Linked DNA regions of Homo sapiens: region 1 is linked to region 2. The links are chromatin loops, found by intact Hi-C in ENCODE. Cell type or tissue: HepG2. All regions are shown on one strand. Each heading gives the region's core, and the rest is flanking DNA. Links, peaks and the distances in the headings are about the cores only. Region 1 has its middle 98 kb from the start of SEPTIN10. Region 2 has its middle 79 kb from the start of RGPD5.

Region 1 (6,692 bases), core at 582-5,581, 200 kb after region 2:
CTAACTAGCCGAGTGACATATGTGGTTTTATCTATTTTTAATGCGTGTCTGCTCTTCTTTTAAAAGGGTGTAAACAGAATTTTCAAGTCACAACTGACCCTGGAGACCAGTATGATCTCCCCAGCAACTGTAGGGACACAGTTGGTGCCCAGCCAGGGCTGAGTTCTTGAGGCCTCTCTCTTGAGGTGCAGTTCTTTTAACAACAGGATGACATACAGGTCAATGTTCCTAGAACTACAAGTTTGGGCAAATCACACAGTAACAAATATGCATTAAACTTGATTTGGTTTGGATCGTGTCCTCACCCAAATCTCGTGTTGAAATGTAATCCCCAATGCTGGAGGTGGGGCCTGGTGGGAGGTGATTGGATCATGGGGGCAGTTTCTAAGGGTTTAGTGCCATCCCCCTAGTGCTGTTCTCGTGTTAGAGTTCTCAGGAGAGATCTGGTTGTTTAGAAGTGTGTAGCACCAGGCAGGGTGTGGTGGCTCAAGCCTGTAATCCCAGCACTTTGGGAGGTTGAGGTGGGCAGATCACCTGAGGTCAGGAGTTCAAGACCAGCCTGACCAACATGGTGAAACCCCGTCTCTACTAAAAATACAAAAATTAGCCAGGCATGGTGGCGGGCACCTGTAATCCCAGATACTTGGGAGGCTGAGGCAGGAGAATCACTTGAACCCAGGAGGCGGAGGATGCAGTGAGCCAATATTGCATGACTGCACTCCAGACTGGGTGACAGAGCGAGACTCCCTCAAAAAAAAAAAAAAAAAAAAAAAGATATGTAGCACCTTCCCCACCTCTCTCTTCCTCCTGCTGGGGCCATGTAAAATATGCCTGCTTCTGCCACGATTGTAAGTTTCCTGAGGCCTCCCCAGAAGTTGAGCAGTTGCTTCCTGTACAGCCTGTGGAACTGTGAGCCAAATAAACCCCCTTTCTTTATAAATTACCCGGTCTTGGGTATTTCTTTACAGCAGTGCAAGAATGGACTCATACAGAACCCAAAACACATTCTGTGAGAATGCATTAAAAAAAATTACAACAAAGTTCAGTTGGAAATTTTGATTCAGTATGCACATATTTGCTTTACTTACAATTTAGTGCTGCTAATGGTGGGAATGTCCAGCAGAAGCAACAAGGCAATGGTTCTTAGAGCAGATGCCCCCTGTTGGAGTTACAGACTTGAAGCTGCGGTATTTGTGGAGCTGGGCCGTAGGCTCTGGGGTCTGCAGACACTGAGTTAAGTTGCTGGCTGGCTGTAAGCCCTGGGGGAAGCTACCTAACCTCTCTGAACCCCTGCTCTCCCATTTGTAAAATGACCATGATGAGAGTCCTCATAGGGTGCTTGTAAAGTGAGATGATGGAGTAAAGGGCCCAGCACCGTGCTCAGTTAACACAGCTGATGCCCTCACCCTGGAGGGCCGGCCTGTGTAGGAGGAGAAACAAGAGATGTGTAGGAACAGCCCTTTTGGAAGGCTTAGAAACAACTTCATGCTGAATAGAAGGAAACCAGAAAAGAAACAATTGCCCACACTTATTTATATTTTACCCTGTGAGTTGTTGTTGCAAGATGTGTGCAAGGATTCAAATGCCGCCAATTAGAAAAGCGGACCTTGTAGCTTGTGGCTTCATGGCTGCACACCAGGTAAGCGAGTTGCAGCTCGTATCTGCAGGGCCTCAGCCCCTGGGCTCAGCCCACTTGTTTTCATCCACGTCTGCTCCTCTGAAGTTCTCAAATGGGACTCGAGCTCCCATCGGGGGCATACCCTCTGCAGCTGCACCTTCTGGGACCCTGCAGGCCACACAAAGCTGCAAAGACCTCGGGCGTCGTTATCTAGGCTTCCTAGTCACCTGGGGATGGCATTGTCCTTGTGGAACACCAGGCCTCGTGTTTGTGGGTGTGCTCCAGGCTCTCGACAGCACTGGGTGTCAGCCTGTGCTGCACGGTGGGCACTTGGGACACCCACCCAGCCCTGTGGGATCAGAACCTCCAGCCAGAACCCAGCCCAGGACGGAGCAGTAAAGAACTCAGGCAGAGGCAGACAGCCGTGGGGTCTGCAGGCGTGGAGCTCACACCCCTGCTGAGCTGTGAAGGGGCCATGAGAGGAGGGCCTGGGCAGGATTCCAACGTCAGAGTGCAGCCATTGCTCTAATGCTGTTCCCTGCACAGGGCTGAAGCAAGCAGCAGCCAGGCGGGGTTCACAGGTCCGAACCTGCGGTGTTTGGACTCTGTTCACTCACCCGGCCTTCCTTGCTGCGGTGGTTCGGCAGCTTCCGGAAGATTCCAGCAGAGACTCCTGCAAGCCTCAGGTTGACACATGAATGACCAATGAACCTGTCAGGCTTTATTGAGCATGGACCAAGTCCCAGGCCCCGCACAGTCCGGGGATAAAGAGGGGGGCTGGTGTGGAGACAAAGGGGCACTGAAGTCATGGGCGATGGCGTGGGAGGGGGCGGGCGATGCTGGCAACAGGGGAGGACAGCAGCTTCCAGAGGCTGGGCGGGACCTCTGTGTATACCCTTTGCACATTCCGGGTGACCCTTTCTAAGGCTCGTACAGGGACACCAGTCCCCCAGAACTCAGTGTTTCTGGCCGGTTCTAGGCCTGTGGGGTGAGGGCTGGCCAGTGTTCCTGGAAGGCAGTTTGCAGGGGAGCAAAGCTCAGCCATGTGTTCCTAGTGGGTAGGGCTGCGATCACCCTTACCCGAACTGTACACTGGAGGACTGGGCTGGGGCTCATTTTGCTGAGGCCAGGAATTCTGGGGGCCATGCTGCCCACCCTACCTCTGGCATCAAGATCCACTGAGACTGATGAGGAGCAGTGTTTAACCATTCTTTGCACTAAAAATATCGTGGGAAAGTAACTGATCTATCAGTTTTGGAAAATGCAGCCATCGTTTAGCAGATTTCATCTGAAGGCAAGAGGTAGGAAGTTGCCCTTAATTTGAATTGTTCGGTCGAGGGGATCCCGCTTGCACTGCAGTTACCTGCGCCTCACACGCCAGCCCTGCTTTGGGGCTGGGGGCTCCTGCGAGAGGCCAGACACGGGCTCGCCTCCTTCCCACTTCTTCAGTAATGAAAGCCTCCCTTGCGTTGGGGTGGCTGGAGTGGGACCAGCACGCCCTCCAGTGGCGGCCCTCACAGCCGCCTTGCCTGTGCCCTGCCTGAGGAAGGGCGGGCTCTCTGTGACCCGGTGGCCACAGCCTGGGAGACTGAGTGTCCGCATATCAGGACAGGCCTAAGTGCTCAGCCCCAGCTGTAGGCCCGTGCTTCTGTGCCAGTGGAACCTCTCCTGCACCAGGCATTTACAAACCCTTAAGCCTCAGAACATGTCCCGTCATGGCCACATTTTCCAGATGAGGAGACTCTGGCCTAAGACAGCACCATCAGTGACGCCAGGGGAGAGGGCTGCCCCCCAGGCCCTGGGCACAGGGGGTGGGACTTAGGTCCTTCAGGCCCAGCATGGGCCACACATCACCTGCTCGGGCCCATGTGTTGTAGAGTGCCAGGAGGCCTGGTGGGCTCAGCAGCCCACTCAAGGGTGTCTGGGGGCTCCAGGACTCATAGGCTGCTCCCATGCCCCTTAGCCCAGGGAAGACCCCTGAATCATAACCATTCCACTCAGCTAGAGACCTTGGAGCTGAGTGCTAAGCATTAAGCAGGTAGTTAGCACAAAGAATCCCTGCTGATATTGTTTGGATGTTTGGTTGTTTGTCCCCTCCAACCCCAGGTGGAAATGCAATCCCTAGTGCTGGAGATGGGGCCTGGCAGGCGGTGTTTGGGTCGTGGGGCGGATCCCTCAGGAATGGCTTGGTGCGTTCCTGGCGGTAATGAGTGAGCTCTTGCTCTGTTAGTTCATATGAGATCTGATCGTTTGAAAAAGTCCGCCACGGCCCCTACCCCTCCTGCTCCACTTTTGCCTCCCGAGGCCTCACCAGATGCAAATGCTGGTGCCATGCTTCCTGTACAACCTGCAGAACCATGAGTCAAATAAACCTTTTTTCTTGATAAATTATCCAGCCTCAGGTATTCCTTTGTAGCAACGCAAAACAGACTACTACTCCTACCCTGGGAAGAAGCGTCTCTGTAGCCATGGCCGAGTTTGGGGTGCTGGAGATCTGGCTGAGGGGATGAGGCGCTCTCCTGAGGTCCTCAGTGGGGAGGTGGGTTTGAGATCTGGGGCCTAGGAAGGGAAGGAAGGGCCTGCACTGCCAATGGCTCTTGTCCTCCACTCCACCAGGGCTTTGTCCTGGAGTCTGGCCAGCCATGAGATGAAGCAAGTTAGCAATAGGCAGGACATTCCACATCCCCCACGGACCCTCCAGGGAGGGCATAGCCACTCTGCCCCCAGCCTGCAGGCCCCCTTCTCTCAGCCACTGCCTGTAGGCCCTCCCTCCTCAACTTACACTGAATCATGTGGGGCACACTGTTTGGCGTCAAGGGGTGTGCCAAGCTCGCCATCATGGGGTGCTGGGTGCCGCCGAGTTTCCATTTAGTCTATTCCCAATGCCTGGAGAACCCTCCTGGCCCTGGCCGCCATTGGTCATCCAGGCTGAGTGCAGACCTGGACCCACATCCAGCATGTGCGGTAAACCCTATGCCCAGCAGACAGAGGCCACAAGTGATTTCCAGGGCAAAGGTCATCCCTGGACTTGCATTCAGGCCCCAGGGCAGGGCTCTGGGCATGAGAGTTGGCAGATGTGGTTGGCTCCATGTCCCAGGCATCTCTGGCTAATGGAAGTCAGAGGCTTGAGGAGAGGGAAGTGTGTGAGGGGCATGGGGGAAGATGAGAGGGAGGGAGGGTGGGAAGCACCACCTGACCAGGGAAAGGAGGAGGCAGTGAGAAAGTGACCGCCGTGCCCAGGGCCTGGGGGGCAGCCCTCTCCCCTGGCACCCAAACCCCCAAGGGAGTCAAGCTGTGGACCTCGAACCATGGAATAAAGCTGCAAGAAGAGTCCAGAGACCAATCGGTCCCACAGCGACTGAAAGTGAAAAATGAGGGGAAGGAAAACTCCAGTCCAGGCTGTAGCCACACCTGAGGCCACTCTGGCAGAGCACTGCAGGCTCAAGGTCCCTGCGTGGGGGTCTGTACACAGGGGAAAGAGCCCAACTCTAGGGACGGCCCTGGTCCCACACCAGGGCTTCCCTGCGGCATCCCGCCTGGCCTGCACACAGGCTGGTTCCAACACACAGCCAAGTGCCCCACACTGAACTCGTACAGGGCCCTGTGAGTCTGCCTTTCATCCATGGAGGTCTGAGCTGTGCACAGTCATAATTCACTAGCCCTGGGGGCGGTGGGCGGATGGGCTGCAGCTGTGGGCACTCGCACACCCGGGGCTGCGTTTTCCTAACAGCCCTGGTCTGTGTTTTATAACGTGGTTTTCTGAGTCCACAGCAGAAACTCCGTATTTACCAGCTCAGAGCCGTAACCAAGTTATGAATCATAATAAGATTCCAGAAACAGCCAGTCCAGCACATGGGAGTTTCCAGGGCGTTACATAAGCTCAGAATCTGGCCCGGCTAGCTTGATGCTGAGTTTAAGTTTCAACCAAACCTCAGAGCTGCAAGAGCACTTGATGGAGCAACATAAACCAGGCTTACTGCCTTTCTAAGGACCGTGGGAACATGCCCACATTAAGGCCCTTCTCCGTTCTAGCTTTGAGTGGTGAGGAGAACTCTGACATGGAGCCGCAGACTCACTGGGGACCAGAAGGCCCCCAGGCCCAGGAGGCTGCCTGGGCTCCACCCGGCTGCTTGCTCTTCTAGGATTTGCTCATCGGCCACCATCACGGTGGTCCCCCTGGGGTAGCTGAAGTGCTTTGTTGGATGCTGAAGTTAGAATGTGGCTGTGGGTGAGGGCTTGGTTTGCTGGTGATACCCAATCCCCTACACCCCTGGCCACATCCTCTGTAGCCACAGGCTGGCTCTGGGGAGGTGAGGCAGCACAGACTACAGCCTCCATGGGCACCCACCTCCCTCCTTCCCTTGTGGCACTCCTCCTGCAAAGCCTCATCTACGCAGGTGTCCTAGAACTGGGAGAAGGGTGTGTGTGCAAATGTGCAAGTGATGTGTGCGCATGTGCATATAGTGTGTGGACGTGTGTTTGTGCATGCACGTGGCTTGTGTGGTGTGTGCATGCAGTGTGTGTGTATGTGCATATAATGTGTGCATGTGGGTATGGTGTGTGTACATGTGGTGTGTGTACATGTGGTGTGTGTACATGTGGAGTGTCTATATGTGCACGTGTGTGATGTGTGTGGTGTGCATATAGTGTGTATGCATGTGGAGTATGTGCATGCATGTGTACATGTGTGAAGTGTGTGCATACGGGAGGTGTGTGCATGCATGTGTACATGTGTGAGGTGTGTGCATGTGGAGTATATGCATGCATGTGTACATGTGTGGGGTGTGTGCATGTGGGATGTGTGTGCATGCACATGAGGTGTGTGTGGTGTGTCAGGTGTGAATCCATGGGGCCTGGGTGCTGAGACAGGTCTACTGTGCAGGTGCTTTCTTTTGGGAAGAAATTCCAGGGCACGGGAGTGGAAGGTCGGGGCATTGTGCCAGGGAAGGAGCTGGGGTGGCATGGCATGGGGTGCCTCAGAACTGCCCCAGGAAGGGCAGCACATCCGTCCGCTGGCTCCTTCGGGCCTTGCACCTTCAGCTCTGTGCAGGGGAAAGTATTGTGTGGGCTCTTG
Region 2 (6,692 bases), core at 755-5,754:
CTGGTACTTGTTAGCTGTCATCCTCCTGTACCTTGATCCATCTCTCTACCTCCCATTCCCAACCCTGAGCAACTACAAATCTACTCTACAGATTTGCCTATTCTGGACTTTTGTATAAATGTAATCCTATAATATATGGTCTTTTGTGACTGGCTTCTTTCACTTCACATAATGTTTCTAAGTTCATCCATGTTGTAGCATGTATTAGTACTTCATTCCTTTTTATGGCTGAGTAATACGCCATTGTATGGATATACCACATTTTCTTTATCCATTCATCAGTTGATGGACAGGTTATTTCCACTTGTTGGTTATTATGGAAAATGCTACTATAAACATTTGTGTACAAATTTTTAGGTGGTCATATGCTTTTATGTCTCTTGGGTTCATACCTTCAGAGAAGTGCTGGGCCAGATTGTAACTCTGTTTAATTATTTGAGGAACCACCAGACTCTCTTCCAAAGTGGCCGCATCATTTTACATTTCCACCAGCAATATGTGAGGGTTCCAGTTTCTCTGCATTCCTGCCAATGCCTATTATTTTCCACTTTTTTTGATCTTTTTAAATTTCTGTCAGTTTTGCAGTTCTCAAAGTATAAGTTTTGCTCATTTTGTTAAATTTATGTTTAGGTAATTTATTCCTTTTAATGTTATCACAAATGGAAATGGTTTTGTGTTTTTGTTTTTGTTTTCTTGAGACAGACTTTTACTCTGTTGCCCAGGCTGGAGTGCAATGGTGTGATCTCGGCTCACTGCAACCTCTGCCTCCCGGGTTCAAGCGATTCTCCTGCCTCAGCCTCCTGAGAAGCTGGGACTACAGGCACCTGCTACCACACCCAGCTAATTTTTGTATTTTAAGTAGAGATGGGGTTTCACCATGTTGGCCAAGCTGGTCTTGAACTCCTGGCCTCAATTGATCTACCCGCCTTGGACTCCCAAAATGCTGAGATTACAGGTGTGAGCCACTGTGCCTGGCCTAGGAACTGTTTTGTTGTTGTTGTTGTTGTTTTGTTGTTTTTGTTTTTTGAGATGGAGTTTTGCTCTTGTTGCCCAGGCTGGAATGCAATGGTAAGATCTCAGCTCACTGCCACCTCTGCCTCCCGGGTTCAAGCGATTCTCCTGCCTCAGCCTCCTGAGTAGCTGGGATTACAGGCGTCCACCGCCATGCCCAGCAAATTTTTGTATTTTTAGTTGAGACGGGATTTCACAATGTTGGCCAGGCTGGTCTCAAACTCCTGACCTCAAGTGATCCACCCGCCTCGGCCTCCCAAAGTGCTGGGATTACAGGCGTGAGCCACCGCACCCCGTGGAACTGGGTTTTTTTTTTTTTTTTTTTGGTTTGTTTTTAATTTTCATTTTTGGATTGTTGTTTGCAAGCATATTGAAATACATTTGATTTTTATATATTGATCTTCTATCCTGCAGCCTTGCTGAACTCATTTATTGGTCCAAATAATTTTTTAGTGAATTTCTTAGGATTTTCTGTATATAAGATCATGTCATCTGTGAATACAGACAAATTTTATCTCTTACTTTTTCACTGGGATGCCTTTTACTTCTTTTTCTTGTCTAGTGTGAAAGGAAAATAAAATTTGGGACCTCAAGTCACTCTGCCAAAAGAAAAAAATTAAGCTGAAAGCTGAGTCCTGCGAGAAGTTGCCTTTCCTTTTGCTCCTAAGCAGATAGCTGCAGATAAAAGGTTAAATATCTCTACAAGTAGCTACTCTATGTTCACCTTATCTTATGTAAAGTGCTGATTAGGCTGGGCGCGGTGGCTCATGCCTGTAATTCCAACACTTTGGAAGGCAGAGGTGGGCAGATTGCTTGAGTCCAGGAGTTTGACATCAGCCTAGGCAACATAGCAAAACTCTTGTCTCTACTAAAAGTGCAAAACATTAGCCAGGCATGGTGGTGCGTGCCTGTAGTCCCAGCTACTCAGGAAGCTGAGGTAGGAGAATCACCTGAGCCTGGGAGGTGGAGGCTGCAGTAAGCAGAAATTGCACCACTGCACTTCAGCCTGGGCAACTAGAGTGAGACCCTGTCTCAAAAAATAAAATAAGGCTGGGTGCGGTGGCTCACGCCTGTAATCCCAGCACTTTGGGAGGCCGAGGCGGGTGGATCACGAGGTCAGGAGTTTGAGACCAGCCTGGCCAAGATGGTGAAACCCGGTCTCTACTAAATATACAAAAATTAGCCAGGTGCGATGGCAGGCACCTATAATCCCAGCTACTCAGGAGGCTAAGGCAGGAGAATTGCTTGAACCCGGGAGGCAGAGGTTGCAGTGAGCTCAGATTGCACCACTGCACTCTAGCCTGGGCAACAGAGCAAGATCCATCTCAAAAAATAAATAAATTTTTTTTAAAAAAAATAAAATAATAAGTAAATAAAATTAAAAAAAATAAAGTGCTAATTTACTGAGTGCCAGACAAATACATAATTGACTATTCCCCTACCTACTCCCTTTCTCTTGTAACATGTGGATTCAGTCATGCGACCCTCTCCTTTCTCCAGCCCACTTTTCCCCTTTAAATATTGAAGACCTCAAAATCATCTTTGGGGAAAGGTGTACCTTTCTCCTGGGCGCGTCCTTAACTTTGGCAAAATGAACTTCTAAATTGAGACCTGTCTCAGACACATTTTGGTTTACACTACTTGCCCTAGTTAGAAACTCCAGGACAATGTTGAATAGAAGTGGCAAGAATGGACATATTTATCTTGTGATTATGATATTGTGATTCATAATAAATATATATATTTCATCTTCCTCCCTGTTTCCTGGCACATAGCTCAAATGGCTGGGGCCCCTGGGTAGCCTCAGGATGGGGGCTGGCTGCCAGGTGAACCAGATGATTAGAGGGTTGGAACTTTCATTTCTGAAACTGATCCTCCAGGGAAGGAGGAAGAGCTGAAGGTTGAGCTGACCCCCAATGGCCAGTGATCTAATCAATCATGCCTGGGTAATGAAGCCTACATAAAAACCCAAAGGAACAGAATTCAGAGAGCTTCTGAGTTGCTGAACATGTGGAGGTGCTGGGAGAGTGGCTTCCAGGAGAGGGCAGGGAAGCTCCATGCCCTTTCCTCACACCTTGCCTGGTGCACCTCTTCATCTGGCTGTTCTTGTATCCTTTGTAACGTCCTTTACAATAGCCTAAGTGAGCCTAAGTGTCTCCCTGAGTTCTGTGAGCCACTCTAGCAAATTAATCAAACCTGAAAAGGAGGCCAGGCATGGTGAGAGCACTTTGGGAGCTTGAGGCAGGCAGATTGCTTGAGTCCAGGAGTTTGAGACCAGCCTGGGCAACATGATGAAATCCAGTCTCTACAAAAAATACAAAAAGTACTATAGGCTGGGCATTGTGGCTCATGCCTGTTATCCCAGCACTTTGGGAGGCCGAGGTGGGTGGATCACCTCAGGTCAGGAGTTCGAGACCAGCTTGACAAACATGGTGAAACCCCGTCTCTACTAAAAATACAAAATTAGCTGGGTGTGGTAGCATATGCCTGTAATCCCAGCTACCTGGGAGGCTGAAGAAGGAGAATCACTTGAACCCAGAAGGCAGAGATTGCAATGAGCCGATCACACTATTGCACTCCAGCCTGGGCAACAAGAGCGAAACTCCACGCCCCGCCCCCACCCCCACCCCCCCAAAAAAAACCTACTATGGGATTTATCATAAAATTAAATGTTTAAAAATAGCACAAGCCCGGGCGTGGTGGCTCACACCTGTAATCCCAGCACTTTGGGAGGCCAAGGCAGGTGGATCACCTGAGGTCAGGAGTTTGAGACCAGTCTGGTCAACATGGTGAAAACCTGTCTCTGCTAAAACTACAATAATTAGCCTGGTGGTGGTGGCACACACCTGTAACTCCAACTACTCAAAGGATGAGGCAGGAGACTCACTTGAACCTGGGAGGTAGAGGTTGCAGTGAGCCAATGGCACCACTGCACTCCAGCCTGGGCAATACAGAGAGACCTTGTCTCAAAAAAAATAAAAAATAAAAATAAAATAAAGCTCGGGCACAGTGGCTCACGTCTGTAATTCCAGCACTTTAGGCGGCCAAGGTAGGCAGATTACGAGGTCAAGAGAACAAGACCATCCTGGCCAATATGGTGAAACCCCATCTCTACTAAAAATACAAAAATTAGCCAGGCGTGGTGGTGCATGCCTGTAGTCCCAGCTACTCAGGAGGCTAAGGCAGGAGAATCACTAGAACCTGGGAGGAAGAGGTTGCAGTGAGCCAATATCACACCACTGCACTCCAGCCTGGCGACAGAGCGAGACTCCGTCTCAAAAAAATAAAATAAAATAAAAACTTTTAAAAAAGAGAAAAACACACACACACACACACACACACAAATTAGCCAGGTGTAATGCAACGTGCCTATTGGTCCAGCTGTTCAAGAGGCTGAGGTAAGGTAGGAGGATCACTTGAGCCCCAGAGGTAGAGGTTGCAGTTAGCTGAGATCATGCCACTGTACTCTAACCTGGGTGACAGAGCAAGACCCTATCTCAAAAAGAAAAAATAAAAAAGAACCTCCATGTAGTTGTGGGTAATCTACTACTTATGATTGGCGTCTGAAGTGGGGGCAGTCCTACGGGCCTGAGCCCTTAACCTGTGGGATCTGACTCCAACTCCAGGTAGATAGTGTCAGAACTGAGTTAAATTATAGGATATCCAGCTGGTGTCCCCTGGAGAATTGCTGTATGGGGAAAACCCACACATGTGGTGTTGGAAGTATTGTGTTGAGTGTAAGAGTAGCAAAAACAGAGTGATCTTAGGAGGAAAGCTTTCGATCATTCGATCAATCATTCATTGAGAGCTTTCAATCATGATGTTAGCTGTGGGCTCTTTGCAGATGCCCTTTAATGGCCTGAGGAAGTTTTCTTTCATTCCTAGCTGTTGAGTGCTTTTATCCTGATCTCATGGACTCTCTGGGCACAAGGATCAGGGACCCCAGCAGGCCAAGAACCCCAAGACCACGACCACTTCTGCAGAGCTAGTACCTAACATTCTCACAGCTTACCAAACACAAATTCATGGTCCCAATTGATTTCCAACCCAGTGAAGTAGGTGCTGTTATTCCCAATTTCTAGCTGAAGAAGCTGGAGCGCTGAGAGGCTGTATGGGTTTCCTTGTCACTCAGCTCAGAGGCACGTTCTGGAGCTGACACTCAGCCCTTGCTGGCCCCTCTAGTCCATCTGCTCCTGCTTGGCTTCTACCTCCTAATCAAGGCTGTCCTTTGTGGGGGATGAAGTGATGTTTGTATTTAGACTTCAGGGAGCTTTTCTCAAACTTCAGTGGCCCTAAGCCTTACCAGGAGGGCTTATTAATGATGAAGAACCCTGAACCTGTCCTGGAGATTCGTAACTGGGTAGGACTCAGAATTTGCAGTTCACCATCTCTCCTCCACGAAGTGGGTCTGCACCATGCTTCCAGGAACCCTGCTCTGGAGGAAAAGCGGTCTGAATGTGAAATGTCAGGTGGCCAGTGCAAGAGGAGGGAGGGTTTCAAGAGACCCAGGTGGAGGAAGGCTGCTGAAGTTTAAAGCAGGGCTGGGCTGGCCCTCCCCTCAGTGTACCCTCAAGTTGGATTTTTTTCATATTCCGTCAAACAGAAGTTTTCTCCTTGTCTCAGGTACCATCCCCCCAATACAGGGCCATGCAGGGGAGCGAAGCAGAGCCCACTCTCACTCACTCTCGCTCTGGCGCACAGCACAGGACCCATGAGACTTGCTTTAGGGGCCTGTGAATATGACTTTCATTTTCATTTCTTTTAAAATCAGAAGAAAAATGAGTAGATATAATGAGTATGTAATCATGAATCGGCCTAGATTATATTTGCCTTTATGCCAATATCATTGTAAAATATAATTTTTAAAGCCAGACTTGGTGGCTCACACCTGTAATCCCAGCACTTTGAGAGGCCGAGGTGGGCAGATCACGAGGTCAGGAGTTCAAGACCATCCTGGCCAACATGGTGAAACCCCTGTCTCTACTAAAAATACAAAAAATTAGCAGGGCCTTGTGGCACACGCCTGTAATCCCAGCTACTTGGGAGGCGGAGGCAGGAGAATCGCTTGAACCCAGGAGGCAGAGGTTGCTGTGAGCAGAGATCGTGCTATTGTACTCCAGCCTGGGTGACAGAGCAAGACTCAATCTCAAAAAAATAAAATAAAATAAATAATTTTTTATAGTGGAAAAGGCCCAGGAAGGCAAAAATGCCCAGGACCCATGAAAGTTCTACATAGCCCTGAGAGTGAGGGTGCAGGACACACAGGGCCTGGAGAGGGCAAGGCTCTGGTGTCAGCCTGAGAATGAGTGACCAGAGTCAGGCAGGGCCGGCAGGATCCATCTGACCACTGACCCTGGTTCTCTCCATTCCAGGCCTGTCACTTGACACAGCCGGCCAGGGCAGCCCTGAGCTCACTGGGGAAGGGATTTATAGGAGGCCTGTTTTAACAGCCTACCTGGACATGAAATCTTTCATTTGAAGAGGAAAGAAAAATCCAGCAGTCAATAGCAATTTGTTCAAAACCAAAATGGAGCGTGGTGTTGCAAAACATCCTCTTCCCGAGCTCTGGACCAGCTGGCTGCATCAGCCCCGATGACAGGGAAGGAGCCAGGCAGGATGCACTGCATTGTAAACTCTTGCCCTGAGGAACATGGCCTAGTGGTGAGTGGGAGGGCAGGGAG

What was found. Hi-C counts contacts between places; a loop is a spot of excess contacts. Peaks named below come from ENCODE experiments on the same cell type or tissue, not always from the same donor. Only the 100,000 strongest peaks of a DNase experiment are listed, where the experiment ranks them.
Region 1: a loop joins it to region 2, with 11 times the contacts of the local background. A loop is called at or near these places in 6 of 110 quality-filtered maps.

Annotation. Positions count from the first base shown.
Region 1 is chr2:109,512,997-109,519,688 of GRCh38, reverse strand. It overlaps a transcript of RANBP2 not described here. Among named protein-coding and RNA genes, the nearest start is that of SEPTIN10, 98 kb to the left of the region's middle. RefSeq lists enhancers at 1,613-2,152, 3,169-3,408, 5,590-5,839. In HepG2, for the core only: CTCF peaks have their summits at 1,152 and 3,115 (motif pointing left); DNase peaks (open chromatin) are centred at 2,238 and 3,128; H3K4me3 peaks cover 1,170 bases; H3K27me3 peaks cover 1,181 bases.
Region 2 is chr2:109,711,917-109,718,608 of GRCh38, reverse strand. It overlaps a transcript of RANBP2 not described here. Among named protein-coding and RNA genes, the nearest start is that of RGPD5, 79 kb to the left of the region's middle. In HepG2, for the core only: a CTCF peak has its summit at 3,060 (motif pointing right); a DNase peak (open chromatin) is centred at 3,078.